Regions from separate parts of the Homo sapiens genome. Here all the other regions are linked to region 4. The links are chromatin loops, found by intact Hi-C in ENCODE. Cell type or tissue: heart right ventricle. All regions are shown on one strand. Region 1 holds the start of EPN3 (epsin 3). Region 2 overlaps ABCC3 (ATP binding cassette subfamily C member 3). Region 3 overlaps ABCC3 (ATP binding cassette subfamily C member 3). Region 4 overlaps RSAD1 (radical S-adenosyl methionine domain containing 1). Region 5 overlaps CACNA1G (calcium voltage-gated channel subunit alpha1 G). Region 6 overlaps EPN3 (epsin 3). Region 7 overlaps WFIKKN2 (WAP, follistatin/kazal, immunoglobulin, kunitz and netrin domain containing 2).

What was found. Hi-C counts contacts between places; a loop is a spot of excess contacts. Peaks named below come from ENCODE experiments on the same cell type or tissue, not always from the same donor. Only the 100,000 strongest peaks of a DNase experiment are listed, where the experiment ranks them.
Region 1: it touches region 4 in a loop (4-fold over the local background); 91 of 110 quality-filtered maps call a loop at or near these places.
Region 2: a loop joins it to region 4, with 2.4 times the contacts of the local background. A loop is called at or near these places in 56 of 110 quality-filtered maps.
Region 3: it touches region 4 in a loop (4-fold over the local background); 76 of 110 quality-filtered maps call a loop at or near these places.
Region 5: a loop joins it to region 4, with 4 times the contacts of the local background. A loop is called at or near these places in 73 of 110 quality-filtered maps.
Region 6: it touches region 4 in a loop (7-fold over the local background); 91 of 110 quality-filtered maps call a loop at or near these places.
Region 7: it touches region 4 in a loop (7-fold over the local background); 28 of 110 quality-filtered maps call a loop at or near these places.

The regions. Positions count from the first base shown.
Region 1 is chr17:50,532,002-50,536,001 of GRCh38, forward strand. EPN3 (epsin 3) reads left to right here and starts at 734. Exons shown (of 10, transcript NM_017957.3): 1 at 734-984. RefSeq lists enhancers at 1,600-2,276, 2,277-2,953. In heart right ventricle, a CTCF peak has its summit at 2,457; a DNase peak (open chromatin) is centred at 2,030; H3K4me3 peaks cover 2,636 bases; H3K27ac peaks cover 2,407 bases; H3K27me3 peaks cover 1,256 bases.
Region 2 is chr17:50,679,009-50,683,008 of GRCh38, forward strand. ABCC3 (ATP binding cassette subfamily C member 3) reads left to right here. Exons shown (of 31, transcript NM_003786.4): 26 at 790-891. Among named protein-coding and RNA genes, the nearest start is that of ANKRD40, 27 kb to the right of the region's middle. In heart right ventricle, a CTCF peak has its summit at 2,478 (motif pointing left); a DNase peak (open chromatin) is centred at 2,493.
Region 3 is chr17:50,637,532-50,641,531 of GRCh38, forward strand. All of the region lies in intron 1 of ABCC3 (ATP binding cassette subfamily C member 3), which reads left to right. Among named protein-coding and RNA genes, the nearest start is that of ABCC3, 4.7 kb to the left of the region's middle. RefSeq lists enhancers at 1,100-2,299, 2,749-3,519, 3,197-3,491. In heart right ventricle, no CTCF peak of the experiment used is centred here; DNase peaks (open chromatin) are centred at 1,656, 1,950 and 3,378.
Region 4 is chr17:50,480,709-50,484,708 of GRCh38, forward strand. RSAD1 (radical S-adenosyl methionine domain containing 1) reads left to right here. Exons shown (of 9, transcript NM_018346.3): 4 at 1,383-1,748; 5 at 1,935-1,998; 6 at 2,632-2,779; 7 at 2,998-3,052; 8 at 3,734-3,837. Among named protein-coding and RNA genes, the nearest start is that of RSAD1, 3.8 kb to the left of the region's middle. RefSeq lists an enhancer at 1,800-2,094. In heart right ventricle, a CTCF peak has its summit at 1,936 (motif pointing right); a DNase peak (open chromatin) is centred at 1,973; H3K27ac peaks cover 3,021 bases.
Region 5 is chr17:50,611,748-50,615,747 of GRCh38, forward strand. CACNA1G (calcium voltage-gated channel subunit alpha1 G) reads left to right here. Exons shown (of 38, transcript NM_018896.5): 27 at 3,614-3,765. Among named protein-coding and RNA genes, the nearest start is that of ABCC3, 21 kb to the right of the region's middle. In heart right ventricle, CTCF peaks have their summits at 2,030 and 2,234; no DNase peak of the experiment used is centred here.
Region 6 is chr17:50,539,571-50,543,570 of GRCh38, forward strand. It overlaps EPN3 (epsin 3), which reads left to right. Exons shown (of 10, transcript NM_017957.3): 6 at 677-764; 7 at 1,223-1,492; 8 at 1,659-1,763; 9 at 1,894-2,124; 10 at 2,274-4,000. The coding sequence ends at 2,587. Among named protein-coding and RNA genes, the nearest start is that of SPATA20, 5.6 kb to the right of the region's middle. RefSeq lists a silencer at 2,310-2,749 and an enhancer at 3,486-3,986. In heart right ventricle, CTCF peaks have their summits at 2,384 and 2,590; a DNase peak (open chromatin) is centred at 2,621; H3K4me3 peaks cover 1,710 bases; H3K27ac peaks cover 1,339 bases.
Region 7 is chr17:50,839,657-50,843,656 of GRCh38, forward strand. It overlaps WFIKKN2 (WAP, follistatin/kazal, immunoglobulin, kunitz and netrin domain containing 2), which reads left to right. Exons shown (of 2, transcript NM_175575.6): 2 at 1-2,697. The coding sequence ends at 1,363. Among named protein-coding and RNA genes, the nearest start is that of WFIKKN2, 6.1 kb to the left of the region's middle. In heart right ventricle, a CTCF peak has its summit at 2,409 (motif pointing left); DNase peaks (open chromatin) are centred at 975, 1,815 and 2,405.

The DNA.
Region 1 (4,000 bases), 51 kb after region 4:
TCTCAAACTATCTGGCCTTGAGCCATCTTTCTGCCTTAAAAACAGCTGCTGATCTTCATGCTACCTCCCTTGCTCAGGGGAACATGAAACAGGCTAGAAATGGCTCTCAGAAAAAAAGGTATTGTCAGCTCAAACTCAGGCCCCTCATTGTCTTCTGTCAGTCATAACCATTTGGGGCTGGGCTCCCTGTGTGAAGAGCACTCCAGGCTCCCAGAGTTTGAAGAACAACTTTGGTTTTTGGGTGGGTGGGCATCCTTAAGTGGGCCTCAGGCATCCTCCAGCTGAGATGCAGGAGGGGGAGGATGGACAGAAGGATCTGACTCCGTGTGGGAAAGGCAGGGAGGGGGCTGTGCTGGAGTCCTGATGCTCTCCTCCCCAAGAAGACGAGAAGACGGGGGCTCCACCAAAGAGCCAGCCCCAGGGAATGTCCCTGCCCTCTCCTTTAATGTCCTCCCGGCCCAGAGGAGGAAGGGGAGGGGTGTGGTGGGGGTGTTGGAGCCCCCCTCCTTTCCTGTTGAAGAGGCAGGGGAAGGGTTAACTCAAAGCAGAGGGGATCAGGTCGCCAGCACTGGCTCCAGATGTGCACTTCCTGGGGGCGGCCAACAGGCAGGCCCCCCACCTCTCAATGCACCACTTGCCTGGCCAGCAGGAAGGGGTTAACCTGCCCTGCACTTCCTCCTGTGTCCTGTTACTGCTGAGGCAGACCTGCCGGGCCAGCTGAGCAACTTTCCTCGGAGTGCTGCCTGGCGCTGGCTAGGAGGCAAACGCACGCGGGAAGAGCTGCTACCCATTCCAGGGACCCTGCCGCTGCCCCTCTGAGGGGTCTGCACCTCCTGGGAGCAGGTGGGTCTCTGGGACGAGGGTCCATGGTGGATGGCTCTGGAGACGCTCCCGAGGCTGTGCCGTCCCGCTGCTGCACAGGTCGGAGGGTCACCGCAGAGGCTACTCGGGCTGGGGCTGGGGCCGAGGGAGCCCGCACTGGAGGTAAGCTTCCTCCCTGGCCCCCTCCCTGGCAGTGGCGGCATGGAAGGCGGGGGTTGGTGGGGAGCAAACAGTGGTTCTGGGGCTTAGTCTCTTTTCCAGGTGCGAGGGAGAAGGCTGAGCTGTAGAGGACCTAAAGGCTTCTTTCCTGCCACCCCTCCCTCCCTGCCGCCCCCAAAAAGGGACTCAGGGCCCCCTCCCCAACCATCCTGGGACTTAGCATCTTTGGTGGCATCTTAGCATCTTTGGTGGCATTCCCCACAGACTCCTTCTGCACATCTCTGCTGTTTCCTCTTCTTCAGCCCCTCATGCACACCTCTAGCCTCAGGGCAGTCCCCCCTCCCCCATCTTCTGTGCTCCCGGGATGCAGCTATTACAGTGGCCAGAAGCTTAGAGTTCAAGCTCACCCCCTGTCCCTTACAGCATCAAGAAGGGCACTGTCATTCCCCACTGCTCAGGCTGGATCTGACTTGGAGGCAGGGGCTGGAGCCCACCTTAGCAGAGGACGGGAAGAGGGTGTGGGCTGGGCTGGTGGGTGCACAGACTTTACGCAAACTCATGCACGTGTGACTGGACAGATCTGGGTTCTCTCCATCTCTCCGAAACCCTTGCTGGGGATGAGCGATCTGCATTTTTCGGTCCTGACTTTTGGGAAACTCTCCAGATCCCCCCATCCTGCAGGCCCTGAGAAGAGCAGCCCCTCCCTACTGCGCAGTTCTCCTTGGGACCCTGTATGCAGGAGAGAGCTGATACTCCGTGCCCCGTGGCCCATCCCACCGCCTGCTGGCCCTGCTCCCATCCCCTCAGCTTCCTCCCTCCTCTGCCCTCTCGTCATCTCTGAATTCTCAGGCCCTGCCCTCTCTGTGCCCTTCCCTCCACCTGACAGGGTCTGGCTCAAGGTCACTGCAGTAATTCCATACCCAGCTGCCCAGGGCTGCTGCTGCTACCGCCACCGCCTTATCGGCCGCTGGGTTTCTGTTACACTCCCTTTTATTTCTGGGCATATCGTGTTCGATAAAACCCTTTGCTTGTAACACTGCTGGCAGCGCTCCCAGCTGCTCCCTCCCGCGTTCCCGCGTTCCTTCCTTTCCTCCTCCCTTCTCTGCGCTTGGGCAGGCTTCTTCCTTTCCTCCTCCCTTCTCTGCGCTTGGGCAGGCTTCTTCCTTTCCTCCTCCCTTCTCTGTGCTTGGGCAGCCTCACCTTGTCCCCTCAAACTCCAGAGAAGGAAAATCAAGGTGCCTCCCCATGTTTCTGGCCCCGCCCTTCCCCCCAGCCCCTGCAGGGGTGTGCAGAGAATGCCCACCTTCTGTGAGAAAGGTCCAGGCAGGGCCGCTGGGCCCACACCGAGAGTCCCCTCCCAGAGGCTGGTGCCCCCACACAGGCCAGGCCGGAGGGCCAGGGCAGCCAGGTCCAGGTAGGGCTCTGGTGCAGTCACAGTGCCCGACTGGTTCTGCTAGTTCCAGCGGCCAGCCGGTAGGGGCGTGTGCTGGGCGGGCTTTGGTGCACATTATTTCCCATCTTGACTCTGCCACCCCCAGCCACGGGTTGGGGAGGTGAAGGCAGGTCTGAGTCACTAGCAAGGGGGAGGGCAGGAGTTAAACAAGTTGTGGCCGTGGCATTCCCACAGAAGGCCCACGACCCGCTGGAAGGAAAGAGATAGCAGACAAAAGGTAGGCTGCGCTGTGGGCCAGGCACTCTCCACCTCGCCCACTCCCACGGTATCTTATTCTCTGGGCCCCCAACAAAACCTGCCAAGGCATGTTTTCAAAGCGTGGGGCTGCTTTGAACTGAGCCCAGCACTGGCGGGGCTGGGGTGGAAGGAGCGTGGAATCGGGTGCGAGAGGACAGTCTCCTTCAGATTCCTGCTTCTGGCAGCCTGGGGACCAGTTGGGGCACGGGCTGGGATGGAGGGTGGAGCCGAAAGGTGTTTGGTGGGTGGGGGACAGTTCACGGGTGAAGTGGAGGCTCTGCAGGCCCAGACAGTGTGTGTGTGCATGCACACACCAGTGCTAGTGTGGGAGGAATGGTGGTGGTCAGGGAATTCCTCTTTTGGTTTCTGAAAGGGCCTTTGGGAGGACCTTGGGCCTGGAGTTGTATTCAGCAGATAGCCTGGACCTGTGGCTACTGGGGGGAATTGGGCTGGCCCAGCTCTTCTCCCTGCTGGGGTACCAGAGGTCCACTATGTGTCCAGCGTTTTGGGGCTTTGGAGAACCCAGACTGTTCCTACTCTCAGGGAGCTTCCATTCTAGCTGAGAAGGTGGGACTGAGACAGTAAAGCAATCCGATGAAATAATGACCAAACTGGGTAACACTGACAATAAGAATTGGATTAGTCTTCTGGAGTCCTGGATGGTAGTCCAGGCTCTGCCACTTACGTGCCATATGATGCAGGCAGGTCCCATCCCCTCTCTGGCCTCAACACTTCCATGTGTACGTGGGGGTGGCATGCAGGAGTGTTGGCAGTGGCCAGAACTCTGAGGGGCAGTCTTCCTCAAACGATACTTGCTCTCTTGCCTTCTGGCCCAGGTCATAGCATTTCTTCTGAGCCGCCCTCCCCTGACTTGCTGGTTCACTCCTCCTTACTCTTCCCTTGTGATCTTGGATCTCAGCTCTGTCACCACCTCCTCTAGGAAGTCTCCCCTGATTTTCCTGGCTTGGGTCTTCCTGTGCGGCTCTGCACTCCCACACTGGACTGTGATTTTCTGTACCCTCTCAACTGAACGTGGGTGGACCAAGGCGTGTGTTCTGTGCCTGGCATGGTGCCTGGCTCAGAAAAGGCCTCCGGGAAATAGGTGTTGAATGCATCAAACTACAAAAATTAACAATATGAGAAAAGTGAGCTGAGGAGCTAGGAAGGATAGGTCTTAAGCTAGATCTCAGCAGAAACAGAGGCAGTGGCCGAGCAGAAGCAAGGCAAGCGGGCATTCCTGGAATCCTGTTAGCGTTCCCCCATGAGGCCATGCACTCTTAGGTGGGGCTTCCTGGGGTCATCTTGGTTCCCCATGCAGCAGCTCTGTGA
Region 2 (4,000 bases), 200 kb after region 4:
AATTTCTCTTGTCTCTGGGCAAGTTGTAGGCTCATGTGACAGGTCAGGACAGTGTAGGGCTGGCATACCGCTCGCTCACGTTCACATGCTTGCAGAGAACGTACACAGACGAGGTGACTGAAGCCTGGTCTGCAGGTCAGGCAGGTCATCCTGATGCCAGCTTGTACTGTCAAAGAGTCACCTAACTGCAAACGGAATTTTTGTAAAGCAGATCACATTGTTAATACCTCAGGTGGCTCAAACCTTGAACGCGTTGGCAAACAAAAAACAATCCAGAAAGGTCAATTTTCACAAAGGTCAGTGTGCACATGAATCTACTTGTTAAAATGTACATTTTGATTCAGTAGACCTAGGATGGGGCTCAGGACTCTGCACTTTGATCAAGACTCCTTGGTACGCAAAGTGTGGCCCATGGGCCAGTTGCATCACCATCCTCTGGGAGCTTGTTAGAAATGAAGAATCTCAGGTTCCAAGTCCCACCTCAGACTACAGAATCCGGCGTTGCATTTTAACAAGATTCTCTGGGAAGTCTTATACATATTAAAGTTGGAGAAACAGAAACCAAGGCGAGGTGGTCCTTGGTTAAGTCTGCACTGTCACTGCCCAAGGGAGTCATTCGTGATTACAGCCCCAGCTGGCATGCCTGTGGGCTTGATCCAGGCCCACCTGGGTCATCCATGGGCTAGGATCCCATGGATGGGCACATGATCCAGGAGTCTGAACTCCTCCCAAAGCCATTACGGTGGGGAGGGGAGATCGCCATACGTATAACCCAGTCCCTTTGGCCAGGTGACATTTGCTCTGAACTGGATGATACGAATGATGTCAGATTTGGAATCTAACATCGTGGCTGTGGAGAGGGTCAAGGAGTACTCCAAGACAGAGACAGAGGTGGGTACTGGCATGAGCCCGGGACAGGGGGAATCTGAAGTAGCTGGGGAAGAAAGCTTGGTGGCTCTCTCTCCCTCAACATCAGGGCCTGCCACGTATGGGGCTCTTCATTCATTTACCCATTCACTCCTTACTGAGCATCAACCAATGCTCTATGCTAGGAGGTGTAGAGAGATCAGAGTTGAGCAAGACGGTGTTTGCCCTTAGGTGATTCTGATTTGGTGGGAGGGGTAAGACCTATTGCAGGGCTTTGCAGTGGATGACCAGATCTCTGGCGTGGTGCACCTGGAGAGGGCAGATGAGGGAGATCCTTCAGCTGGGGTGACCAGGGGAGACGAGCTTAGATGAGAAGGATGGACAGGCTTTGATAGACTAAGTAAGATGGTGGGGTGGGCAGTGGGAAGGTGAGCATTCCAGCCAAAGAGACCAGCCTGGGCAAAGGAGTGGAGGTGGGGCAGCATGCCCTTTGTTGGGGAAAAGGAGTTGTTCCCTACTGGGGGTTCCAGACTTTTCTCCACCGCCCCCTCTCATGGTCACACCTTAGCCCTCTTCATGCCCAGAAGCTGCAGCATCAGTGTCAAGCATCCCATCTTTGGCCCACGCTCCTATCCTGCTCGCTCTCATGCTCCAAGTCCCCCACTGTCACAGCAGTCTGCCTTCACTGGGACTCCCAATCCCATGACCCCCCTTTGTGTCTCTGTCCATCAGCTTCTCTGCCTTCACCTCCCTCCCCGGCCAGCCTAGAGTCTATGCTCCACCAACACAAACGCTCTCACCTGCCTTGCCCTTCTCTTTCTTCTCTCTCAGTTGTACTCACCTCCAAAACCCACCCCAGCTGAGCCCACCAATCTGCCTTCTTCATGCCTGCACTGAGCACTTAAAACCTTGCAGGAGGCGGGGCACAGTGACTCATGCCTGTAATCCCAGCACTTTGGGAGGCCAAGGTGGGTGGATCTCTTGAGGTCGGGAGTTCAAAACCAGCCTGGCCAACATGGTGAAACCCCATCTCTACTAAAAATACAAAAAAATAGCTGGGCGTGGTGGTGCACACCTGTATTCCCAGCTACTTGGGAGTCCAAGGCAGGAGAATCGCTTGAACCCAGGCGGTGGAGGTTGCAGTGAGCCGAGATTGCGCCACTGCACCCCAGCCTGGATAACAGAGTGAGACTCTGTCTAAAAAAAAAAAAAGCTTGCAGGAGAAAAATCACTGAGTTGACAAGTTTATAACCACACACCACGGCTGCATGTTCCTGCTTTGCTTCCCCAAGAAGCCCATGTTCTCACGTTCAGAAAGAATTCTGTTGAATAATCTCTGTCCTCAAACCCCACATCTCCCTCCTGCTCAGCCATCGACCTTGCCTGACACCTCCATAAAAAGTAGGTTCTAAGACGTGAACTCCCTCAACCTTCCTGCCTCTCAGTCTTTAAACCCGCCTGTGTCTCCTTCACCGTTGTCTCCTTTTCACTTTTAGCAGGAATCATCCCTTTCTGTTTCAAAGCCCAGCCCCTCCATTTCTTCTCATGGCCGCTTGAGGACCTGGCTTCCTCAGTCCCGCCCTCCATCTCCTGTCATTCTTGCTCCCTCTGTTGGACGCTTCCCATCCACATGCAAAAATATTCCATCACATCTTCCATTCCAGACACACACGCAAACCCTCCCCCCTGCACTCCACTGCCCCATTTCTCTGCTCTCCTCTGTCATGAAGCATGGTTTAAAGTATGGTCTCTACAAGCTGCATCCGCTTCCTCATCAGCCTTGATGTCATCTGCCTCCTGCAGTCCTCTTTCTGGCCCTCGCTCCACGGAGACAGCTCACCAGTGACCTTCCTGGTTCCAAATCCAGGGGACGCTTTTCTGTTCTCGTCTAATTCAACCTCTTAGCAACGTCCCAATAAAATGACCTCTCCCTTCTTCTTGGAGTCCTCGTGGATTCCGTGGCCTGCATTGCACCCGCCAGTCCACCTGCCTGACCCCAGCCTGGCTTCCCCAGGCATCACCCTCTGGCCCCTCACCCCTCACTGTCTGGGAGCTTCCAGTTCCCCTGCTTCATGTCTAGCAGCCCAGTTCCTGCATGGATACCCATGCTCCTGTCTCTGTATCCTATAAATGTCTGCCCTCAACCCCACGGCCCGTTCTCTGACGCCTCCTTGAGAGACCAATCTGTGCCTGCTGCTCTGCTTTTTCACCTCTGGCCGCGTGGTTTCTCCTGCCTCGAAGCAGGGCTGGCTCCACAGGAATAGTCACAGCGTCCCCACTCCCGGAAGAACTGCGCGTTTAGAGTAATGCTCTGCCGTCAGTGCCTTGACATTCTCCATCATTCTTCAACAAGAAGCCTCAGGTTTTCATTTTGCACTGGGCCTCCCAAATTATGTAGCCAATCCTATCTCAAAGCCACCATCATCTTATGCCCTGCCAGTCTATTCTGCTTGTAGCTGCCAAGAGATTTAAAAAAAAAAAAAAAAAAAATCAAATCACGTCATTCCTCTGTGTACAGCCCTCTAATGGCTTTGCATCTTAATCAGAGTTAAAAAAAAAAAAAGTCCTTAAAATGGCCTGCAAGGCCCTACATGATGGAGCCACCATTACCTCAGCCTCTTACCTCTTGCCTTTGCCAGTGTGCTCCAGAACACACCTAGAGCCATTTATGCCTGCTGTTCCCTCTGCCTGGCATGCCCTCCCTCCAGATATCCACTTGGCTTGTTCCCTCACCTCCTTCGGGTCTTTACTAAAGTCTGCCTCCTCCAGGAAGCCTTCCCTGACCACCCTGTATAAAGCAGCAACACTAAGCACTTCTTGGCCCCAGCACTCATCACTTCTTGCGTTGTATAGATTTGCTTATCTGTTGATTATATGCCTCCCTCTACTAGAACATAAATCTCACGAGGGTGAGGACTGTTTCAATGGGGTACCATTGTGTCCCCACTGCCTGGCACTGGGCTGCCACCCAGTAACAATGAATGGGTAAAGGTAATGAGAGGGGGAGTTAGGGCAGGCAGGGAGGGCACTTCAAGGAATATAAGGTGTGGCACAGTGGCTCACACCTGTATTCCCAGGACTTTGGGAATCCTCCTAGGCAGGAGGATCCCTGGAGGCTAGGAGTTCGAGACCA
Region 3 (4,000 bases), 160 kb after region 4:
CGGAAGTACCTGAACTAGGAGTGAAAATGCAAGGAGGGGGTGGGGTGTTCAGGCCCCTCTGGGCCGCTCATTTAATCTACCAAGATGCTCAGTAGCTCATCCTTATAGCTTCAGTTTCTCCACCAGTGGAATGGGAAATAACCCAACCCCTACCCACCTCACAAGATTTTTCTGATCAAATGAGACAGGGAATGTGGAATGATTTTAAGAACTAAGAAGTTTTCTATGGGTGGCAAGTTCTGACATTCCCCGGAAGAGGGAGGAGAAAGAAAAATGGGGTTAGAAGAAAATGTCAGACGTGGGAAGACCTGCAGGGAAAGAGCTGGTAGGGCTGTCGGGCCAGTGGCTCCCATTTCAGCTGTTTGCTGGGGAGCTGGGAGCTGTTCCTGGCTCAGTCTGAGGGTAGGAGACTGGAGAGGACCATGCCCCTTGGGACATGTGTACACACATCTGTGTACTCACACACCACCTGCCAGGTGAATGATTTGTGTGAATCCTTCTCTCTCTCACCCATATCGACTTTGAAGCAGGTTACCAACTTCCCTGAATGTGCCTTGGGAGTTTTTGTGGAAATAAATTCCAAAAGAGTGAACTGTGTAATTAAACCACCTCACTACTCAGGAGGCCAGAGGTGCCTCAGAACAAGGGAGGAGGTGGGATCCTCTGCCTGCAGGATTCCTCTCTGTTCTGAACCACAGAGGTTGGGAGCACCTGGGTGGTGAAGGGAGTATGTGGAGGAAGGGCCTGGAGGTATTTACCCCCCGCCAGATAAACACCTGTTGGCAGAATTAGCCTTGATCTGACAGCCCCAGGAAGCTTAGAAATCTGAAGATCCTGACCATGAAAGCCATCCAAAGATGGCAAGGACCGCCTGAGAAGTAGTGAGCTCCCTGTCACTGGGGGGTATGTAAGGACATGGTTAGTGACTGCTTGGCGGAGATGCTGGAGAGAGGATTCAAGCCAGGAAAGAAGGTGGGGTCCTGAGATTCTGTGACTGGGTAGAGGGAAGATGCGGCCAGTGGGGATTCATTAGTTCCTCCTCTGAGATTTCTGGACTCCTCCTTCCCTGGCTCTCTCCCTGCTCTACATACGGAATTTGCCTAGAAGCAGCTCTTGGTAGAGGCCTCTGGGTCTCCCCTTGGTTAGGCCCACATGGGAAAGGTGACCTCATTGTTCCCTTAGCTGTTTACCCATCCTAGGGAGGGGCAGATCCCTGGTCCCTTGGAGGCTCAGCTCCCTGTGTCTCCTGCTCTGTTTTAGCTAGCCCCAATTCTGCTATTCACCAGCTGTGTGACTTTGGGCAAATGACTCACCTTCTCTGGGCTCCAGCAGGGCTGAGGTGGGCTCTGGGGCCTGCTTCAGGTCTGGAGTTGCCCAATTTTGGAAGGATGAGCCTTGGGCTTGGGGGCGAAGGCTATGCATGATTAGGGCCCTTCAAAGCTTAGAGCTCCTGGGTATCAGGGTCTCCTCTGCCTTCTTAGTAGGCAGCCACAAAAATGTATGAGTAATGGGCAAGGCTCCTATGCCAATGTATTTTGACTCACAAATGAAGACAGTGTCCTGCACATCCATGGGGAAGCTGAGTGGGAGGTAGACACTCCTCCGCTTAGCAGACACCATAGCTCACCCTCCCCTCAGGAACCCAGTCCTCCCTGCAAGGCCAGAGCTCCCGGGGCTCCTTTCCTCCATCTCAGCTGCTGCAAGCAAACCCAGTGCTGGATGGCTTTGACCTCTGAGCTCTTGGCTTCTGGCTACGGCATTTCATTGCTTGTGGCCTCAGGCTGGCTTCTCCTCAATCCTGCTGTTCCCCCACTTCACCTGGGCCTTAGGTCCCTGAGGGCCAGAGAGATACGGGGAAGGAAGTGAGTCAGGGAAGTGGCATTCAGGAGGGAGCTTTGCCAAGCCCGCCTGTAGTCCCCAGACAGGGAAATGGTCTTGAAACACTGGGCAGGCTTCCAGGGAGGAAGGACTTGGCAGGGATGACCAGCTGAGCCACCCCGGAGTAGGGCCAGAGCACCCGGACTGTATTCAGTCCTCTCCATTGGGGCAGGATCCCTGGGGAGTTGGGGGTGAAATGAGACCTGGTATGCCATTGCTGGGGTGGCTGGGCCCCTCCCCTTCCCGAACTGAAGTTGTTTCTGTTTCTGGTACTGCGGTGCAGTGGTTGGGGCTGGCAGGGGGCAGGGTGGGATAGTGAATGAGAGCCTAACTCTAGGCTTGGATTTTGGATTTCTCCTTTTTTTTTTTTTTGTGACAGAGTCTTGCTCTGTCGCCCAGGCTGAAGTGCAGTAGCACAATCTCAACTCACTGCAACCTCCACCTCCCAGGTTCAAGCAATCCTCCTGCCTCAGCCTCCCAAGTAGCTGGGATTACAGGTGCACACCACCATGCCCGGCTAATTTTTGTATTTTTAGTAGAGACGGGGTTTCACCATGATGGCCAGGCTGGTCTCAAATTCCTGACCTCAAGTCATCTGCCCACCTCAGCCTCCTAAAGTGCTGGGATTACAGGCGTGAGCCACCGCATTCAGCCAGATTTCTCCTAACTGGATATTCAGGTTTCTAGTCAGGGGCTCCCAGAACCCCAGCTAGGCCACTACCCAGGTGTTAGCCGCTCTGCTCCCTCAGCTCTGTGAGAATAATTGCAAAAAGCAGGTGATATGAGAATGGGCTGCATGGCTGAAAGGTGATCTGGGTGCAAGTGCTCTATCCCCAGGGTGGGACATCATGCCGGAGTCCTACCAGGTGTACAGGAAACACTAATCCTGTGGGAAGGAGCTGGGCCCTGGAACAAAACTCTCTGGGTCTAATCCCAGCATCAGCCCTGGGTGTCAGCTGTCATGAGCGTGAAATGATCATCCTGGCCCACAGCAGGAGCTCAGTGAACCAAAGCCCCTTCCAGAAGCACATTGGCCAGTTGAGCCCGTGAGCCATCCCTGCAAGGGGCCAGCAGGCGCAGCACAACCAGTTTTTGTTTGTTTGTTTGTTGTGTTGTGTTGTGTTTTTGAGAAGGAGTCTCGCTCTGCCACCCTGGCTGGAGTGCAGTGGCGTGATCTCAGCTCACTGCAACCTCCGCCTCCCAGGTTCAAACAATTATCCTGCCTCAGCCTCCTGAGTAGCTGGGATTACAGGCATGCGCCACCATGCCTAGATAATTTTTTTAAATATTTTTAGTAGAGACAGCGTTTCGTCATGTTGGCCAGGCTGGTCGCAGACTCCTGACCTCAGGGGACCCACCCTCCTCGGCCTCCCAAAGTGCTGGGATTACAGCACAGCCAGTTTTTGACCCCTGCCCCCAGGCCTTCCAAAGGCTGAGGGAGGGTGAGTGGGGATCAGCACGTGTCCTTGCTCTCTCCACGCCTTCATTGCTGCTGAGTCAATGGTCTTGTCTGTTCATCCCTTCCCTATCTGGGACTTCAGGAGCTGCCCTGCAGTGGTGGCTTCCTTCTCCAGTACCACACAGGAATAGGGAAGTAATGACTCTTCTCATGACAGAGACTGTCAACAGGCCTGGGGCCCCCAGGGCTTGGGAAGTCCCTGGCAAAGCTGGGGCAGAGGGCTCCGGGGTCCTCACCCCCCGCCCCCATCGCCTGTATGAGTCTGCAGTGATTTCAGCTTCAGTGACCATGAAGTCTGCCATGAGGGGGCCTCTGCCACGTGGTCCATTCTGGATGTGGGACCTTACCCCTTATCAGCCCCATCCAGCTGTTTAATCGCATTATTAAGGAAGCTGTTGTTGCTGTGGAAACTGTGTGGGTGATGGTGGGGGAGGGGGCTGTGGGCTCAGCTCTCACCTCCCAGCAGTGCTCTTCAGAGCGGGAATGAGAGGAGAGCCTTGAGTAGGGATCGTCATCCTGCCCTGCAGGGATTCAGGGAGTGTTACAGGGTCCAGGGAATAACCTTCACTGGCCCTGTCCTCACCTTCATTTTACACATAACTGAGTTGGAGACCCTTCTGGGTGCCAAGAACTGTGGCCTTGGTACCAGGGAGAGAACACTGT
Region 4 (4,000 bases):
AAGGTTTTTAAGTAGGGAGAAACCTAGTCGTCTCAGGTTGACCTCCGATATTTCCGTAGGACTTCCGGGTTGTGGGCTTTGTTCTGATGGAATATGCTGACAGAAACACATCACTTCTAAGATATTCTTACCCCAAAGCGCATATCTTGAATCTAATTGTCAGGAAACCCTGAATTAAGAGATTTTTACAAAATTATTGTGGTAAGAACAGACAGCATGAGATCTACCGTCTTAACAAGTTTTTAAATGTACATACAGCACTGTTAACTATAAGCACAGTGTTATACAGCCAATCTGTAGAAATTATTCATTTTAAATAATTCATTTAAATAATTATAATTCGTAAATAATAATAATTTATTTAAATTCATTAAATTATTCATTTTAAACAACTGGCCTGTATTCTTCAAAAATGCCAGTGTCATGAGAGACAAAGAAAGGCTGAGAATCTAAAGGAGACAGAAGAGACAGCTGAATACAATGTGTGGCCCCTGACTGGGGAGGAAGGAGGAAATTACTACAGTAGATGTTATTGGGACCATTAGCCAAATTTGAATATGACAATGTATTATGTAATGGTGTTGTGTCAGTGTTGCATTTCCTGAACTCTGTAATTGGATTGCAGTTATGTAAGAGAATGTCCTTGTTCTTTAGGAAATACACACCTAAGTATTTAGAGGTTAGGGAGTATAATATCTATAACTGCTATTCAATATAGTGGCCACTAGCCACAGACTAGTGAGCATTTGAAATGTGGTAAGTTAAGTTTAATTCACTTAAATTTAAATAACCACATGTGGCTACTACCTATCATATTGGACAGTACAGATATGAACATTTCCACCATTGTAGAAAGTTCTTTTGGACAGTGCTGGTTTATAATTTACTGTTAAATGATTCAGCATAATAACAGGTATGTATGTTTAAAGAGAAACAAATATGGACAAATGGTGAATCAAGATGAAGGTTTTTTTTGTGATTTTCTTTCAACTTTTCTATAGGTTAGAATTATTTAAAATTGAAAAGTAAAGTAAATAAAGACTTGATTTTGGAGTCAGACAGTCCTAAATTCCAGGTCGAACTTTGCAACTGTATGGCCTGGACAAGTTACTTAACACCTCTGAACCTCAGTTTTCTCATCTGTAAAATAGAACTAATATTGGAGGGTTACAAAGATTAAATTAGACACTACATAAAGGTGCTTGGCACATAGCGACCCTTCTGTGAATGGCAGCTCTTGGTGCCAGCTTGACCTTCCCCCTCCTGCCTTCCAGCTGCCTGCCACGTGCTGCGTTCTCCCTGTATCTGTGTCTACAATGGGGAGGAGGGTTCTTGTCTCTCTCTGAGCTGCTGGTATGCTTACACCCACCCTCTTTTCCCAGTCCCTAGATGACACTGAGCTCCGGCTGTTGGGACGGACGCACTCGGCCTGCGATGCTCTGCGGACGCTGGCAGAGGCCCGGCGCCTCTTTCCCGGGCGCGTGTCTGTAGACTTGATGCTGGGGCTGCCGGCACAGCAGGTGGGGCCGTGGCTTGGGCAGCTGCAGGAACTGCTGCACCACTGTGATGACCACCTCTCCCTCTACCAGCTGTCCCTGGAGCGGGGCACCGCACTCTTCGCCCAGGTGCAGCGGGGTGCCCTTCCAGCCCCTGACCCGGAGCTCGCAGCTGAGATGTACCAGAGGGGCCGGGCTGTCCTTCGGGAGGCTGGCTTCCACCAGTATGAGGTCTCCAACTTTGCCCGGAATGTAAGTTCTGGGGCTGATGGCTGGAGGTGGAGGATGGGCAGACTGCAGTGTGACCAGGGCGTTGTGACCTTCTGAAGAGAAGGATCCTGGCCGAGATGGTGGGACATTCTAACCTGGGGCCCCTTACCTGAGTCTAAAAATGAGGCCTGCCCTCTTCACTCTGCACTATTTCCTCCCTCCCCGCAGGGGGCGCTCAGTACCCACAATTGGACTTACTGGCAGTGTGGTCAGTACCTTGGCGTTGGGCCTGGTGAGTCCCGTGAACTACAGAAAGGGTGACTCAGGAGAGGAATGTCGTGGCTGTGTGAACTTGGGCCACATTAACCTCTCCAAGCCTCTATTTTCTCATATGTAAAATGTGGCAAAAAATAATACCTCCCTATAGAACTGTTGAGCATGAATTATAAGGGGCTTAATGTTGCACCTTGCACTAGGGTTCTCAGCCTTTAGTGTGTATGAGAATCTCCTGGAGGGCTTGTTAAAACCCAAGCTGCTGGGCCCCACCCTCAGAATTCCCAATTGGACAGGGCTAGAGGAGAGCCCAAGAATTTATATGTCTTGGCATTTTGGGATAGATGATTAAAAAAAAAAGAAAAAGAAAAAAGGGCCTGGTGTCATGTGCCTCTAATCTGAGCTACTTGGGAAGCTGAGGTGGAAAGATCGTTTGACCCCAGGCGTCCAAGACCAGCCTGGGCAGTATAGTGAGACACCACCTCAAAAAAAAAAAAAAAAAAAAGAAAGAAAGAAAGAAAGAAAAGAAAAGAAAAATAATTTATATTTCCAGTATGTTAGAGGCAGTTGCTCCAGGGACCACATGATTTAAATCTGGTAAACACATAGTATTAACAGCCATTAATGTGGGGATGGTTGTTGATGTTGTCAGGGGCCCATGGACGATTTATGCCCCAGGGGGCTGGAGGCCACACCCGGGAGGCTCGGATCCAGACACTGGAGCCTGACAACTGGATGAAGGAGGTGATGCTGTTTGGCCATGGCACCCGGAAGCGTGTCCCCCTGGGCAGGCTGGAGCTGTGAGCATCCAAGGGCACAGGGCTCTCCTCCAGGATCCCCACACCCCAAGACCATGTCTATTTGTATATCTTTTATTTCCTGTCTTGTCCTGGCCCCTGCCTTGCCACATACTGTATGGTCCCTGTTAGCCTCCTCTAAATGCATCCCAGTGTAGAATTTGGAGAATGGGAGGAGCACAGGCCTCCTCTCTAAGACTCCTTGGTGATTTTTCTTTGAGGCTGGAGGAAGTTTTGGCCCTGGGGCTACGCACCGATGTGGGGATCACTCACCAGGTAAGGAGTTAGGATTCTTGCACACCACTCCCTCCTAAAGTCTTGCAGAATCAATGCCCCCTCCCTGCCACCCCCCCCACACACATATACCTCCAATTTCTGTGAGATTGGCAGCTAGAAGTGGGGCCCAGGTCCAGCTGAGGCCTGATGGGCAGAAGCAGTGAGCAGTGGTGCATAGCTAAGAACCCTAGACCAGGGCTGCAGAGACCCAAGTTCCAGCCCTCATTTTACTGCAACCTTGGACACAAATCCTTTCACCTCTCTTAACCTCAATTTTCTGAGCTCTGTGAAGCAATAGATAGATAAAGGGTTTCCACTTGTTTTTAGGGAGCACTGAAACCTCTCATAGGAAGCACAGTAGATAATTATCAAGCAAATCCAGAGCTGCTCTGGATAAAGCAGAGCCATAAAGCCCTGGCTAGAGCTGGCTGAGAGGGGAGGGAAGAGAGGAGGCATAGAGGAAGGCCTGGCTTGGCTGGAAGCTGGGTTCCAGTCTCAGTGGAATAGGAGTGAAGCTGCCCTCCTCCCTGCTGGCCCATTGGCCTGGTTCTGCTTTCATGCATGTCAGCTGCTGAGATCTCCATGCTGAACTGGACCCTCCCCCACCTCTCACCATACCCCAACTATGTGGCCCAGAGTAGCCAGGCCAGCTCCCCACCTCTGACCCTCTGGCTTCCCCAGCACTGGCAGCAGTTTGAGCCCCAGCTGACCCTGTGGGATGTGTTTGGAGCGAACAAGGAGGTGCAGGAGCTGCTGGAGCGGGGCCTACTGCAGCTGGATCACAGGTGTGTTGGGGGGTGCCGGGCAGAGGGGGCTGAGGCATACCAGGGAGCCCTGACTACAGCTCTCCACAGACCCAGGAGAAGTGAGAAAGACTGACTGGTAAGGCGGGACCTGCGGGTGCTGGGAGCTCGGCCCTGCTGGGTGATGGGCTTGAAATTGGTAAGA
Region 5 (4,000 bases), 130 kb after region 4:
GCACAGGGCTAGCCCACAGAGACTTTTCCACCTTGGGTGTTATCCCAGAAATCAACACATGCAGACTCTCATGGCTCCTAAGACGTGACTCACCCACTCAGTGCTAAACACTCTCGTGACCCTTGCACTGCACTCCCATTCCGGGTACCTTCTGCTGTGCTCCTGAAGTGGATAGACCCCACTGTATCCTGGGGTGGCACACGCAGGCATGTACACCAGTTACCTTCCCTGGCTGTTGGTGAGGACTCAGAGACCCCGAACAAGGGCTCAGGTCATCCCATATCCCACTTCCTAGGACCTGGAGTTCTGCGTGGCCTATGCCAGAGCTTTTCAAACTTCCATGTGCATAAGAATCACCTGGAAAGCATAAACACAGATTCCTGGGGCTTACCCCAGAGGTTCTCCTACAGCAGTGCAGATGCACTGATCTACCCACCAGGGTGATGGGGACAGAGTCAAACGCAGTCCAGGGCTGCTGAGAATCAAACACGTGCACCGCACCTCCCTGCTAGCACTCCTGTCCTGGTGCTGCTCCCAGCAGGGGCGGGAGAGCCAGACCCTAGGGAAAGGCAGAAGAGCGGAGCCTGTGATTATCTGGGGAATGGGCCTGACCAGAAGCCTGGGTCCACCCCGGCTTCCCAGATGGAGGGAGGGACCGGGGCTGCTGGGTCATCAGGCTGCCCCACGGGACGGCTAAGCCTCCAACACCAGCTCCACTCTCCTTGGCCACCTGTGGCGTCGACCTTCACTCACTCACCCTCTTTCCTTCCACCAGGCCGGGACCCAGTGATCAGGCCTGGCCACGGCAGCTGAAGGTGTGGCCTCTGCCGTGGGGGGCCTGTGTCCTTGGGAGTGACCCCTGTCTTCTGCCTACTCATTGCCACTCCCCTTTGCAAACCCTCCGCCCTGGCCATGCCTTGGGCTCCCTGTGACTCCTACTAACTCACTGCCTGTTGCCTTGCGGCCCTCCTTCTGTACCCTTCCTCCCTCCCTGCCCCGAAGTGGGGACCTGGGCTGCCCTAGATATGCCCTTCCCCCCACTGTCTGACTCTGGTATTTTCTCCACCTAAGGCAGCTCATCCTGGTGGGAGGCAGGGAGGTGGTGCCACAGCTACCAATGCATCAGTGACCACAGGTCCAGGCTCCTCCTGGACTATGGTTGGAGCTCTCAAAGCAGCAGGCTTGCCCAAGGCTCCTCCCAGGGGCTTTCTATTTCTTCTCCACACCTGGGTGCTTGCCTGCAGAGCCGAGGTCCAGAGAGCAGCAAAGGAGGGTGGCATCGCCAGGCCCCAACTTTGGAGGCCTTTGGGCAGACCATCCAGGGGTGTCCTCTGGGCCAAGGCCTCAAAGCCTTGTGTCTGTACCCACCTGGCAACTGGCGAGGGACTCGGGCTGGAAGTTCGGGTCCAGCTCGGTCATGCCTCGTAGCTAGCTGAATGAGTCACTTTTTGCCTGGCTTCATTCTCTCCCTCTGAAAAACAAAGGGGTTGCCCGAGGAGATGCTGATCAGATTGGCCTGGTACTCTTTGGACCTGTGCTCTAATGGGGGATTTCTGGCAGCCTCAGCACCTGCCGTCTGGGGTAGGGGCCAGGGTGGAGGGGTGTTTGTACAGACCTCAGGGGCCGGGACCTGTCTATAAGCAGATGCCCTGCCTCAGTCCTCCTGCCCCGCCTTCCTTCTGGGCCTCTTGGAGGAGGGTCCCGGCTGAATTGAAGCCCACCCACCCCACAGACTCCTAGTGCAAGGCCAGAGTTGGTGGGAGCAGCTGCTCCGTTTGGCCTGGAACTGCCTACAGAGTCAGGCTGGGGTGACGGGGAGAGGAGGGCAACTCTCCCAGCCTCTCCTCTACATTGTCTCAGCTAATAATGGGGCTAATAAGGAGCCGCTTTTTCTAACCTAATTGTATTCAAACATTTTAGTTAATTCTCCATTCATATTTTAGCATAATGGGATCGGGTGCTCTCGGCATTTATGGAGATTAATGCAGAGAAAATGTTCCGGCTGCTCAGGCAATGCAGGGCGACTAGCGCCCTCTGGTTCTTGTGGTACTCAAGGAAGGAAGGAAGAGGCCCGGCCCACCCGGCCCACCCTCCACCATCGCGGTGTGGATGACCCGTAGCCTCCTGTCCTCCCTTGCCCCAGGCTCTCCAGCCCCACACTCTTGGGGCTCTGTTCTCGAACAAACAGAGCCACAGTTGGCTGGCCGATCTCTGAAAACAGGAAGATGGCCTCATGCATGCCTAAGGCGCAGCAGAGTGCCGGGGACTGTCTGCTCCGTGGTCATCCACACCTCAAGGCCGATGCTGGAGAGTGGCCAGGTGGGCCAGGAGCATGGCAGCCCACGAGGCTGGATGTGCAATACCTGGGTGCTCTTCTTCCTTCAGCCTCGGGTGGGGGCCCACCCCAGGCCGCTCCTTGCCTCAGTTTACCTCTCTGTTCAATGGTCCTGTGCATGGGAAAGGACAGTTACATCTGAGCTGGCCTGGGCCCAAAGCTTCCTGCTGCCCCTAAGCCAGCTACCCCCTGGCTCAGGCCTCAGAGGCGGCAGCCCTCACTGGCTGGCTTCCCCCTAGACCTCCTGAGACGGGGAAGGGCTGTCTGGGACCTGAGGCTGCCACACACCTCCCCGTGAAAAGCCTCTTCCTTCTCTGTGGCTTCGTGGGAGACCAATCTGTCAACTTCCTCCCAAGAACATGTGCCCCAAGTTGGCCTGGCCCTTCCTCAGCACCTGGAAGAGGGCCCCCCTGAAATCTCCTGCCCCCAGATTTATTCTGCCTCCTTGGCAGCCCAACCTTCTGGCTCTGTGATTTTCATAACTAAGTGGTTCACTAATTACGAGAGAAATATTATGCCTCTGACAGATCTCAGACAGTGCTTCCAGCCCAGCCTGCAGTCTAAGGCTGCCCAAACACCCAGGAGCAGGCTGGGCAGTGCCTCATTAGAAACTGGGTGAGTCCAACAGGTGGGGCCCTCCCAGCTTGAGTCTGGGATGGAGCAGAGCCCCAAGGCCTCCCCTCTTGCTCTCACTGACATGAGGGTACAGGAGGCCCAGGCCCCGCCTTCTGGAGGCCCTCTGGGTGGGTCAGTGCAGCCAGCCAAGAAGATGTCCAATTTCCAATCTCCGGTTTTATCTCCAAATCCCAGCTCTGTGTAATCTCCTCTGCTCCCCCGAGGGGCTGAGCTTGGTGAAGGAGCAAAAGCCTTTGCCTCCCCGTTGATGGCGCGTCCTCTGAGCCTGAGGAGACCAGTTGTTTTTCATCGTATCGATCTGGCCTTGCTGCGGAACACTGAGTCGAGGGTGTTATGAGGGGCTGGTGGATTTTGGAGGCTGCCTAGGGGAGGGGGCTCACCTGGCGTCTAATGTAGGTGGGGGGCTCTGCATGTCCTGATCCATCCTGCCCTCAACTGCAGCCAGTACAACAGATGCTTGGAGGGGGACACGCCCAGACGGCTGCCCCCACCAAGGGGCAGCGTGGGGAGGGCGAGGATGGTGATGATTATGGAATGTTTCAGTTCTGGCGTTAGAGGCTGGTGGCTGTGAGGGACTGGGGGTGGAGGGGTGCGGGGGGCAGGGGCCTGACGCTTGCTCTGCTCTTCCCCCTGCCCCATCAGAAGCCCAGTGCAAACCTTACTACTCCGACTACTCCCGCTTCCGGCTCCTCGTCCACCACTTGTGCACCAGCCACTACCTGGACCTCTTCATCACAGGTGTCATCGGGCTGAACGTGGTCACCATGGCCATGGAGCACTACCAGCAGCCCCAGGTAGGAGCGAGTGGACCAGCCATCTGGCCCCCCCACCTCCAGCTGAGGAACCTCTGGGCAAGGTTAACACAGCCTGAGCCAGGGTACCTCTGTGCCAAGCAAGTGCTAGGCACACTACATGGGTTCCTCTTGTGCCCCTTGGAGGTGGGTATCATCTTTGTTTTATAGATGAGGACACTGAGGCTCAGAGATGTTAGTTGATGTGGCCAAGGTCACACAGAAAGGGAGTGGAGGA
Region 6 (4,000 bases), 59 kb after region 4:
TGACTTGGGGCATGTCACTGTCATGGCCTCAGTTTCCCCTTCTGCACAGTGTGCTTATTGGATAGTTCCAGCTCTGACATGCTAGGATTATGTGATACTGTCAATCAAGACTAGGGTTGGCCTAAGCACATGGTGCTGAAAACACCTCGGGCTCATGGACATATTTTCTCCGCATGGGGAGTGGGCAGCTGCTGAGTGCAAGGCTGCCCTCCAAAGCTGTCCATGCCACGCCCGGGTGCTGTGGTCTCCTTTCCGTCCATGTTCACTGTGGCCAGTTTCTCTTGGACACTGACCTAGGGAGGTAGGCTGGTTGAAAAACATCTGCCTTTGGCCTTCCTGCCCCTTTCTGCTGGCCTGGATTCTATCCCAGCTCTGCCTCTCCCTGGCTGTGTGACTTCAGGCAAACCCATTCCACCCTCTGTGCGCTGGCTGGCTCATCCATAAAATGGGTACATCATCTGCCCTACCTACCTCACAGGGTTGTTATGAAAATCAGGTACTCTGTGGATGAAGAAACATTATAAACTGTAAAGCACTGTGCAGAGGTGAGGGATCATGAATAGGTATCTGTGGAATGAATAAAGAGAATGAACTGGCATTAGCCTGACAGGTCAGGGCCTGCCCTCCCTCCAGGCCCCGCCCACTTCTGAGCCGCGGCTGCCTCTCCCCTCCACAGTCCTCCATCCTGGACTTGGCTGACATCTTCGTACCTGCCCTGGCCCCGCCCTCCACACACTGCTCTGCTGACCCATGGGACATCCCAGGTGGGCATGCAGGGCTGCAAGAGACTTCCAGGCTGGCCCAAGAGCCTCCTCCTTCCCAGCCACTTGCTGGGCCAAGCACCTCCTCCCAAAATCTGAGTGTCACCGGGCAAGTCACTCACCACCTTGAGCCTCCGCCGCCTGTGGGACAGGCTTTCGTAGTGAGGGCTATGGAGAATGTCTGAAGGGCCCAGCTCCTAGGAAACGCAGCAAAATGTTCTCTCGCTGCACTCACTTGCTCAGCACGCCTGGGAAGGTGGCCTGAGTCGCCCACACCTGCAGGTCCCAGTTCCTGGGGTCACTTGTCAAATAGGGGCTCCAGCCTGCTGGGTGGTCCTGAGGCTGCAGGCCATCTGTGACATGGATCTTCTGCCTCCCAACTTGGGCTGGGTAACTGGGAAGGGCCCTGGGCGAGGGATAAGGGTGGGCCTGGGATCATGTCTATGCTGTTCCCATTTCAGGTTTTAGGCCGAACACAGAGGCCAGTGGATCCTCCTGGGGGCCTTCTGCAGACCCCTGGTCTCCGATCCCCTCAGGAACCGTCCTGTCCCGAAGCCAGCCCTGGGATCTGACTCCCATGCTCTCCTCCTCTGAGCCCTGGGGCAGGACCCCAGTGCTGCCTGCTGGGCCCCCCACCACAGACCCCTGGGCCCTGAACTCTCCCCACCACAAACTCCCCAGCACTGGGGCTGACCCTTGGGGAGCCTCCCTGGAGACCTCCGACACACCTGGTAAGAAGAGGGCCAGAGAGTGTGAGTGAGGAGCTGGGGGACTTCCAGGCAGGGCCAAGGGGCAGCAGATACTGTTTGTGTTAGGAGGACAGCTTCTCTGGAAAGGGGTCAGACCAACACCTGCCCTTTTTGTCAACCCATCTCCTCTTCCTCTCTCTCTTCCGAGGTGGTGCCTCGACCTTTGACCCATTTGCCAAACCTCCAGAATCCACAGAGACCAAGGAGGGGCTGGAGCAGGCCCTGCCCTCTGGGAAGCCCAGCAGCCCTGTGGGTGAGCAGGGCAAGGGGATGGTGAGGCTCTGGGGAATGAGGGGCCCACCCCGAGCAGCCTCTGTCCTCTTCCTCCCACGTCGGGCGCCAATCCCTTTCCCCACCAATTAGCTCTAGCATTTCTATTCCAGAGCTGGACCTGTTTGGAGACCCCAGCCCCAGTTCCAAGCAAAATGGCACGAAGGAGCCAGATGCCCTGGACCTGGGCATACTAGGGGAAGCACTAACCCAGCCAAGCAAAGAGGCCCGAGCTTGCCGGACTCCCGAGTCCTTCCTGGGTCCCTCAGCTTCCTCCTTGGTCAACCTTGACTCGTTGGTCAAGGCACCCCAGGTTGCAAAGACCCGGAACCCCTTCCTGACAGGTAAGATATGCCCTTGTCCCTCAACCCAGGGGCTCCTGCTTTCAGAGCCTAGCCTCCGCCGGAGGAGCCCACTCTTCTTCCCAACTTCCACGACCTCCCGGTGTAGGGCTCTGAACCCCGGGTCACTCAAAGCCACTCTCGTTCTGCAGGTCTCAGCGCTCCGTCCCCCACCAACCCGTTCGGCGCGGGCGAGCCGGGCAGGCCGACGCTAAACCAGATGCGCACCGGCTCGCCGGCGCTGGGCCTGGCAGGCGGGCCTGTGGGGGCGCCCCTGGGCTCCATGACCTACAGCGCCTCTCTGCCCCTCCCGCTCAGCAGCGTGCCAGCTGGCTTGACCCTCCCCGCCTCGGTTAGCGTCTTCCCGCAGGCCGGAGCCTTCGCACCGCAGCCGCTGCTGCCCACGCCGAGCTCAGCCGGGCCGCGGCCCCCGCCCCCGCAGACCGGCACCAACCCCTTCCTCTGAGCCCCGCCCCGTCCCATACCGGCCTGCGCCTGCGCCGGACGCTCCGCGGCCCCGCCTCCGGACCCGGGGCTGGGCGGGGCGCCGGTGCTAGTGGAACGCCGAGCCAGTGGCGGCTGGTATCCCGCGGCGGCTCTGGAAGCTGGACGCGGACCACGGCCCGGGAGCTAGAAACTGAACGCCCGCATAATAAAGACTGGAACCCTCGTTCTCAGCTCTCACCAAGTGGACTTTTTGCGGGGTGTGGCGGCCGGGTCTCGACCACAGCGTGGATCACCGGCTGTTTAGGAAACTGCAGCTGCACAACGTGGGGTGCAAAACTGCCCCGCTTCCTTTACAGCTCTTCTCAACCCTCACCTCCATCCCCCGTCACCCAGGCACCTTCGCTTCCAGATGCTGCCAGGCTGTCACTCAATTCGGTCATTTCATTCATTTATCACACATGGGCACTGGGGTTGGGCTAACAGCAAGAGACAATAGGCCTTTGTTCCTATTTATTGGGTACTGCTTACGTGCTAAGCAGATCAGTTTATTTAATGCTTGCAACGACTCTCTGAGGTAGAAAATATTGTTAATTCCGTTCAGGATCCCGGCTACATAATCTGTGGGGCTCAATACAAAATAAAAATGTAGGGGCTCCTTGTTCAAAATCGTATGAAGAATTTCAAAACAGGGACAACAGAGCATGAAACCAAGCGCAAAGCCCACTGCAGTGCGATTGCACAGGTATCTCACCTTGCAGCCGGCACTACTCCCATTTTTCAGGCAAGGAAACCGTGGCTCAGAGAGGTTGAATGGCATGCTCAAAGTCACAAAGCTGGCATGGGGCGGGGCTGGAACTCAAGAGTCAGACAGTCTGGCTCCAAGGCCTGGAGATCCCAGGCTGGGCCCCAGATTTAATTCAGCAAATATTGACTGACTGCTGTGGACAAAGTGCTGGGCTCACCTTGGAGGGATCCAACCTCCAGGAGCTCGAGCGCAGCAGGGTAGACAAGCCAGGGGCACGTGATGCGGCTGTGGCAGAAGCCAAGTGCAGGAGCTCCCAGGCTCCTTTGTTTTACTGAGTCACCTTAAATGTAACTCTGCCCTCTCCCTTGCTTCGCCAAGGCTAGCGAGAAACTCAGTCTTAGCCACACAGGAGGAATCGGACCCCTTCTGGGGGTTTATGTGGAGTCTGGGAAACCAAGGGTGGGGTGAGGCCTGGTACTCAATCCAGGAGGGGCCCCTATGACCACCCTCGCCTGTTTTTCTTCTCAATGCTCCCTGATCACTGGACCACTGGACACTGATGTGTCCTCAGTGCTTGGGGTCTGGCTCTGCAGGCAGCCTGCAGCCAGCCTCCATCCCCCTTTCAGGGACAAATGGCCTTCCACCAGAGTCGGTGAGTGGAGAGGCACAATGCCACTCCCCTTCCTG
Region 7 (4,000 bases), 360 kb after region 4:
TGACATCTGGGATGGCCAGCCCGTGTGTAAGTGCAAAGACCGCTGTGAGAAGGAGCCCAGCTTTACCTGCGCCTCGGACGGCCTCACCTACTATAACCGCTGCTACATGGATGCCGAGGCCTGCTCCAAAGGCATCACACTGGCCGTTGTAACCTGCCGCTATCACTTCACCTGGCCCAACACCAGCCCCCCACCACCTGAGACCACCATGCACCCCACCACAGCCTCCCCAGAGACCCCTGAGCTGGACATGGCGGCCCCTGCGCTGCTCAACAACCCTGTGCACCAGTCGGTCACCATGGGTGAGACAGTGAGCTTCCTCTGTGATGTGGTGGGCCGGCCCCGGCCTGAGATCACCTGGGAGAAGCAGTTGGAGGATCGGGAGAATGTGGTCATGCGGCCCAACCATGTGCGTGGCAACGTGGTGGTCACCAACATTGCCCAGCTGGTCATCTATAACGCCCAGCTGCAGGATGCTGGGATCTACACCTGCACGGCCCGGAACGTGGCTGGGGTCCTGAGGGCTGATTTCCCGCTGTCGGTGGTCAGGGGTCATCAGGCTGCAGCCACCTCAGAGAGCAGCCCCAATGGCACGGCTTTCCCGGCGGCCGAGTGCCTGAAGCCCCCAGACAGTGAGGACTGTGGCGAAGAGCAGACCCGCTGGCACTTCGATGCCCAGGCCAACAACTGCCTGACCTTCACCTTCGGCCACTGCCACCGTAACCTCAACCACTTTGAGACCTATGAGGCCTGCATGCTGGCCTGCATGAGCGGGCCGCTGGCCGCGTGCAGCCTGCCCGCCCTGCAGGGGCCCTGCAAAGCCTACGCGCCTCGCTGGGCTTACAACAGCCAGACGGGCCAGTGCCAGTCCTTTGTCTATGGTGGCTGCGAGGGCAATGGCAACAACTTTGAGAGCCGTGAGGCCTGTGAGGAGTCGTGCCCCTTCCCCAGGGGGAACCAGCGCTGTCGGGCCTGCAAGCCTCGGCAGAAGCTCGTTACCAGCTTCTGTCGCAGCGACTTTGTCATCCTGGGCCGAGTCTCTGAGCTGACCGAGGAGCCTGACTCGGGCCGCGCCCTGGTGACTGTGGATGAGGTCCTAAAGGATGAGAAAATGGGCCTCAAGTTCCTGGGCCAGGAGCCATTGGAGGTCACTCTGCTTCACGTGGACTGGGCATGCCCCTGCCCCAACGTGACCGTGAGCGAGATGCCGCTCATCATCATGGGGGAGGTGGACGGCGGCATGGCCATGCTGCGCCCCGATAGCTTTGTGGGCGCATCGAGTGCCCGCCGGGTCAGGAAGCTTCGTGAGGTCATGCACAAGAAGACCTGTGACGTCCTCAAGGAGTTTCTTGGCTTGCACTGAAGCCCCCCACCCCTCCCTGCCCCCTCCCTGGCCTTCTTCCACCTATCCACCCCAATGCCTCTCAGCAAACTGGGCGAGGTCAGATTAGACAGGCTTGGGACAGCAGGGAAACATCAACCGACGTGTCACAGAAAAAGCCACAGAAGGTCTCAGATCAGCATCTATTCTTTGGGTTCAATAAGGGGTTCATATCTTTTTTAGCTGAGGGGGACAAGAGGAGAAGTCAGTGGACACATGGAAGTTACTCGTGACCACCAGCTTGCTCAGATATTCTCCTCCTCCCCTCACTGGCCCCACACCCCTGGCTCTCCCAGTCACCCTCCCCTAGCCAGTCTCCCAGCAAGGGTTTAAGAGATGGCCGCTGTGTGCTGGTCACAGGAAGTGTTGAATGGATTGGCTTGCAAAGGGGGTAGGTGGGGAGAGATAGGAGGGCCCAGGGACTCATGGGACACCTTTCCCACAGCCTCCTCGATTGCTGTGAGCAGAGGCCACTCGGAGTTAGGGGCATGGGCAATAGCAAGCTGGCGGCAGAGTCCAGCCCAGCATATGACTTGCCCTGAATGGAAGCTGCTGAAACGGGTGCCTTTGGGTGGTGGTCGGCTTGCCTCTGAGGCCACCACGGCACCAGCAGAATACGTATTTCTTCTCCTTGGCTGCACTGGTTTGTCGATCTAGTTCAGTTCAACTCAGTGGATGTTCTCTGAATGCTTACTGGGTGCCAGGACCACAGAGAGATGTTAGTCACTGCCCAGTTCTTAGAGCCCCAACACAGATACCCTCATCCCAGGGCCCCCAGACACACCCCTCCGCTGGACTCACAACTGTCTGGAGTTTCTGTCTGATGGATGGTGTGCTTTCATATGCCACTGGCTTCCTTGGACATAGATCAGACAAAAGCCCCGGGATCTGTTTGGTAGCAGGAGAAATGAAGGAAGATGAAAAAGCAGGCAGGGAAGGGGGTAGTAAAGGACTGAGAGAGGAGGGAGGTGGCTGGAGAAGGAAAAGGAACATTGCTCGATGCTCCCATCTGGTGGCGGCCTCAGGAACCCACGGGAACCTGGAAGGAGGCTCTTTGTGAGACCTGGGCAAAGGATGGGGCAGCTCGTCGATGATTTTTTTGTGTTTCCAGGCTTCCTGTGTGATCCTGGCCCTCCGGCCGCTAGAGAGAGGATTGGGAAACCCCACTGTCAGCTCTGCATCTGCCCCCACTACCCTCCTCTGCCCTATTCTGTCCCTGCCCCTCCAAGCTGAAGAAGGTCCTTGTGGGGCGTCCTCATTTCTTCCTCAAATATAAGGAGGAAGATACCAATTAAAAGCTCATAGTATCAACTGCCCTTCTTGTGTGATTCGTTTGGGTTATGATGGGGGAGGGAGGGAGGTGGGTAGTGTCATTTGCTTTGGTGACCTTACAAGAGGGAAGTCTGGCCACTGGGAGCATCTTTGGGGGATGGAGAGATGCTGGTAATATGTGGGCCCCTTTTGCAGCTCCAAGGCCCCTTAACTGATGCTCAGCTCAGCTCCGTGAGTTAAGCTGAGGTCAGAGAGGTGAGGTGACTTGCCAAGAACACAAAGGCAGGAAGGGGTGGGTGGCCCAGCCCAGGTGTTCTGATCTGTAACCTGCTCTCACCCCAGCGTGACAGCACAGTTGGTCAGGTGCAGTGTCCAGACCCTTCCACCAATGGTGTCAAGTTCAGAGGCAAGAAGGTGGAGGAGATGGGAACGGAGCAGGCAAGGACAGCTGCCAGCTGTGACTCACTAGGGGGCCTCTAGGTGAGGCCTGGTCCCAGGAAGACTGTGTCAAAGCCCTAGGTAAGGTCAGGGTGTGGGGCTTGGTTCCCAGAATGGGGACAGCAGTGCCTTTGGCCCCAGGAAGGCCCACAGCAGCTCCCGAGGCATGGAGACGTGTTCAGCCATGGCACACCCCACAGCCTGTTTGTCCCCAAGAGACACCACTTCCCTGCACAGTTGCCTGTGTTTTCCCGGGCCCCAACCCAAAAGAAGAATCCAGGCCCAGCCTAGCCTGGCCCAGCCCATCTCATCTGCAATAAGGGCGTGAGGAGGAGGTCGGGAGCAGGAAGAACAGAGGCAGAGGATCCAGGGTTTCTCAAGTTGACATCGGGAGAACACTGAGCACAAAACTTAGCCACCAAAGTGGTGTGAGCAGCAGCCACGGGTCCCCACCCTGCTCAGGTCAGGTAACCAAGGAGGGTGAGGATGGTCTCACCCTGTCCTCAGAGGCCCAGGGACATTCTGTGCACCTGCTTCCAGCTCGAGCTCTAGCACATTACCATGCAAGCTGTGGGGGCAATTGTCCACATGCCAGCACCTGTCACCTCCCTTTTCAACCCCATTTGCACAGATACGGGACCTGAACGTGCGGCTGGGCCGGGACAGCAGGGCCCCCAGTCGCACGTCTGCTTCCCTGATGAAGGTGTGAGGTTCAGGAAAATCCCACTGTGGGGCTCCCTCTCACCAGACCACTGCCCACATACAGCCCCAGACCTGGGATCCCTGTCACACTCCAGCCCCACCTGGCAGAGCGAGAAAACTCAGCCCGTGAAGTCAGACTTGCCTAGGTCTGAATCTGGGCTCTGCTGCTTACCTGCAATCTCTCTGAGTCTCTGTTTCCTCATCTGT